Regions from separate parts of the Homo sapiens genome. Here region 2 is linked to region 1. Evidence: chromatin loops called from intact Hi-C (ENCODE). Cell type or tissue: heart right ventricle. All regions are shown on one strand. Region 1 overlaps KCNJ8-AS1 (KCNJ8 antisense RNA 1). Region 2 overlaps RECQL (RecQ like helicase).

Region 1 (2,500 bases):
TGAGACGGGGTTTCACTCTGTCGTCCGGACTGGAGTGCAGTGGTATGATCTCGGCTCACTGAAACCTCTGCCTCCCAGGTTCAAGCAATTCTCCTGCCTCAGGCCTCCCAAGTAGCAGGGACTAAAGACGTATGCCACTATGCCCAGCTAATTTTTGTATTTTTAGTAGAGAAGGGGTTTCACCATGGTGGCCAGGTTGATCTTAAACCCCTGACTTCAAGTGATTTGCCCACCTTGGCCTCCCAAAGTGCTGGGATTTAGGTGTGAACCACCGACCATGCCTGGCCTGATTTGTTTGTTTTTTGTCATTGAGATTGGGAGGAGGGATAGGAGTTGGTGTTTAAAGATATCACCTAATCATTTCCTTGCATACACAGGAAACATAAAACACAATTTTCCCTCATGTTGGAAGTTGAGTGCTCTCAGGGCATAGAGTGAAGGAAAGTCCTCATTTTGCCCTAAGCAAATGTTTCCTGGGTATGTGGCTCCAAGGGAAGATGCCAATGCTAAGTTCTCTAAGAGTACTAGCAAAATGCTTCTTGCACATCATAACTGCTTCATAGCTATCTCTTCAGTACTTTTTCCCTGGTGATCCCTAACCAAGGCTCCCACAATGGGAGCATCAGAGCTTGCACATTGGCCTTGCAGAAGCTATACCACCACCACCACCACACAAAAGACTTGGATTAAGATCCCAAATGCCTCCCCCAATAAGAGCCGTTTCAAATCTCCAAACTATTGTCTTTATTATCATAGTTTCCATAAACAACCGTAATTAAATGCATACTAGGTACTAGTGTTTTACATTTAGTAACGCTAATCTTCAGAATTTTCCAGTTTATAAAAGAGTTAACTGAGGCTTAGAAGGTTTAAGCAATTTACCTAAAACTACAAAGTTAGCAAGTAGTGGAGTCTTGGTTGAACTATATGTCTCAGTCTTAAACTTATCTTCTTAGTAACTCGACGTCTAATGAGAAGATAAGCAAAACAACAATTTTAAGCTTATGAAAATCAATAAAAAATCATAAATTAACAGAAAAATACAAATTTTCAGCACTGCTGCTACATTTTCCAGTTCCCTTTGTCTCTAGCTGTGAATGATTTCACGGAAAGAATAGAGATGAATACGTTCGGACTGAAATAGAAAATGTTGGAAGCACTCATTTAACATTGTGCACAGTATTTCTAGAGAACTTCCAGCAGGTGGCAGTATTTAAGAACATTACTGGTAGTCACAACTTTGGCAGCTATTGCTGCAAAGAGAGATTGGGTGTCAAAAGTCTTTTTTTTTTTTTTTTTGAGACGGAGTCTCGCTCTGTGGCCCAGGCGGGAGTGCAGTGGCGCAATCTCAGCTCACTGCAAGCTCCGCCTCCCGGGTTCACGCCATTCTCCTGCCTCAGCCTCCCGACTAGCTAGGACTACAGGCGCCCACCATCACGCCCGGCTAATTTTTTTGTATTTTTTTTAGTAGAGACGGGGTTTCACCGTGTTAGCCAGGATGGTCTCGATCTCCTGACCTCGTGATCCGCCCGCCTCGCCTCCCAAAGTGCTGGGATTACAAGCGTGAGCCACCGCGCCCGGCCCAAACAAAAGTCTTTAAACTTCGGCCCAAACTTGAATTTCCAGTTATTTTATTCATTGTCCTTGGAAAGTTTCAAGAGCTAAAACATTACCTTTTTCTTATAATTGTTTAATTTGAGGTTCACTTTAACTTGCAGATATGGAACAGTGGTTTCAATAAATTACAGTAAATTTAGTTAATCTTACTTTGGAAATTGTGTAAGGTCTTTGATGTTGTTCCAAATATCAGTTCCTTCCCTGGAATTTTGTGGCCTAAGCCTCAGAGCAGTATTCAAATGGCTGTTATTTTGTATTGTTTCTTAAATATCTAGAAAATATGTGAAATACAGGGTCAGGCTCTGTTGACAATGCACAGGAATCGTTCAAAAGGCTTACATTATATGCTTGGCCTAGAAACAAACAGAACAGTTTGCCACATTTTCCTAACAGTTAAAACCTCTTGCAAACTATTCCACATTCAGCATTTCTCTCTGCTCTGCAACACTCATCCCTCAGTCCTGTTTAGCAAACCATATACCTTCTGTGATCATCACTGTTGTTCCCACTTCCATCCATTACACTCATTCTCCCATTTAAAAAAATTTCTTGCTTTACTCTTTTTCAATCCATGTACACACCTTGCTTCAAAATACTTTTTACGAAACATTCCCTAGGCATCATTCCTTGACTGCTTCTGTGTTCTTCTTTTGCAACTGTGTATTTTCTTGGAATGTATAAAATCAATTTTCCCATAATGTACATGTTGTATATGTTTATCTTGCAATTTTCAGTTGAACATGTGTCATAAGTATAGGTAAGCAAGAAGGAAGATTTTACCAAAGAAGAGAAAGTTGTCAGTTCATTAAGACAAAGTCCATTATGTTTTCTTTTCTGTATGGTATCTCTCAGAATTAAACTCATCCATTGTATTATTTTCTTC
Region 2 (2,500 bases), 190 kb after region 1:
TGGTGCCCTCCCTATGGTAATGACTGAGTTCTTGCTCTGTTAGTTCACATGAGAGCTGGTTGTTTCAAGGAGCCTGGCACTGCCTCTTCTCTTTCTTACTCTATCTCCCACTGTGTGACACACCTGCCCCCCTTTGCCTTCTGTCATGATTGGAAGCTTCCTGGGGTCCTCACAAGAAGCAGATGCCAGCGCTATGCTCCTTGTATAGCCTACAGAACCATAAGCAAAATAAACTTCTTTTCTTTTATAAATTACCCAGCCTCGGATACGCCTTTATATCAATGCAAAATGGATGAACACAGTTTCTATTGATATATTTTGGCACATGCAGCTCTTTTGGTGCATATCATGTCTTTTGACAGGTTACATCTTTGTGTTTTATCCTCTAGGACTTCTGGATCTTAAAGCACTGAAAGATGGTAGAGGCTGATTCTTAGGAGGCTTAGCAGTCCCATACAAGGCAACAAGGACCATTGTGGGGACTTCAGTTAGGAGGACATTGTTTCAGAAAGGGGAGGCAGGGTAGAAGAGACTTGGCATAATTTAGTGGTTTAAGGTAACCTGCTTCGTTGGAATCTGCCCTTATGTTCCCCTCCAAATTTCAGTCTCCTTCCCAGTCAGTGTGCTGACTTTATCATAAAAGTCCCTGCAAGGTTGGGAATTCAGTTTGTATTGAAATTCAGCCATCTGCAGGATTTAGACTTACAGCTATTTTTCCAAAATATTGGCCCTGTACCTATAGAGGATAAGGTTTTTTTTTAAGGACAATCATAGAAACTTTGAGGTCCCTTAATGCAGATCCTACATTTTTCCCCTGAGTTCTTTGCACACTTAGAAGCAACCAGTCAACCCCATTATTCTCACCAAAACATTTGTAACAGCAAACACTTTGTCACCCACAGCCTTGCCTTCTCTAGTTATTTTTCTACTGGTGTCTATGGATGATGATTTAAATAACTTTTTTCACTGCATGATGACATAGAATAGTTATGTTCCCTTTATCAGTGGAAACAGGGTTATTAATGCCTTGAAATCTAATCAGATCAGAAAGCCAGTTCTATGTGGCCCAGAAACAATTCAGAGAACCTGTTAAGTTTCTGTTCTTCCGGATCAAAATTCTGTATTGGTTAGGGTTCAGTCAGGTAAGCTGAACCATTATGAGTGCTGTAAGTTTTATTATGGGGATTAAAACTTATGTGATCATGGGAGCTGGTTAAGCAGCTATCCCTGAGTCAGCTTCTGGTCCTGAAGTCAGCAGTACCAGCAGTGAGAAAGGAAGATGGGTGTGAAGTATGGGAGGGTATGGATGAGCTGGAAGCTGCAAGGATAAGTTGAAATTCATGAGGACAAAGTTAGGATGCTGGTGCCCTGCTGAAAAGCTGGTGCACTTGTCACAGAAGGTTGGCCAGCAACATGACCAAGAAGCCAAAGAATCTGTGGGCCAAGTTGTTCCACCAAGATTTAGCAGGAGCTGGGGGAACTGGCTTCTGCCCCACGTCCACAAAGTGAGGCAGCAGTTTCCTAATATCATGAGTGAGCTCCAGAAGCACCTGGCCATAGGCCAACCATCCCAATGTAAAACTGGCTGCTGCTTTATTTCTGCCTTGTAAATCTCATGCAGAGTTCACTTGTGGCCAAACCTAACCCAAAGTCATGTAGGGAAGGGTTGATACAAGGGATGATGGCAGTTGGTACAATAAAAAGGTACCCCAACATCCTATTTTAAATCACAGCCATAAATTATATCTCATGAAGAAGCACATTAAACCTGTATACTGATTAATGCAGGCAGGTATATGAGAATGCACCAAGAACATCTTTAAGATTTTTCTAGCTTCCATCGATGTGGTATCAAAAAGCATCTCACTTTTTGACTTTAATACTTAGATTGATTAGAATCATACACTGGGGTTTCTTTATAGATTAGTTACAAAGGAGATAAAATGCCAATTCCAATAGTACACTTGATTTCTCTTACTTGTTACATCCTCTTGTTTATAATTACCAACTCCTTTTACCACCAAGTGAGCCCAAATAGGAATACCTTCATAAAGTAATAGCAAAGTAATTAGGGAATTAGCTTCCTTTTGCTTCAAAGTCTGATACTTTACTTAAATGATTTAGGAGATTGTTAGACCACTTCTCTACAACATAATAAAAATAATTATCATGTATTAAATATTTGTGTACCAGGTACTGCGTCTAGAACTCCTAATATATTATCTCACTAGCTCTTCATAAAAATACTATGAAAGTTAGATATTGTCCCCATTTTACAGGAAGGGAAATGGGGATGCAGGTGAGTATCTTGTCTGAGGTCACTCAGCAGGTAAAAGGAGGACCTGAGATTTAACTTAGGTCTATATGACTCAAAAACATGCTCATAACCATTCTGCTATACTACTTCAAGTTTGTCTGTAATTGATATGGCGGGCAACACCCAGAAATCAATCTGGAAACCTAAAGTTGTAATTTACTCTGTCTAATCATTGTATCCGCG

What was found. Peaks named below come from ENCODE experiments on the same cell type or tissue, not always from the same donor. Only the 100,000 strongest peaks of a DNase experiment are listed, where the experiment ranks them.
Region 2: a loop joins it to region 1, with 2.3 times the contacts of the local background. A loop is called at or near these places in 34 of 110 quality-filtered maps.

The regions. Positions count from the first base shown.
Region 1 is chr12:21,679,256-21,681,755 of GRCh38, reverse strand. The region is part of intron 1 of KCNJ8-AS1 (KCNJ8 antisense RNA 1); the gene reads right to left. Among named protein-coding and RNA genes, the nearest start is that of KCNJ8-AS1, 18 kb to the right of the region's middle. In heart right ventricle, a CTCF peak has its summit at 1,189 (motif pointing right); no DNase peak of the experiment used is centred here; H3K4me3 peaks cover 568 bases.
Region 2 is chr12:21,491,730-21,494,229 of GRCh38, reverse strand. The region is part of intron 2 of RECQL (RecQ like helicase); the gene reads left to right. Among named protein-coding and RNA genes, the nearest start is that of RECQL, 8.7 kb to the left of the region's middle. In heart right ventricle, no CTCF peak of the experiment used is centred here; a DNase peak (open chromatin) is centred at 1,519.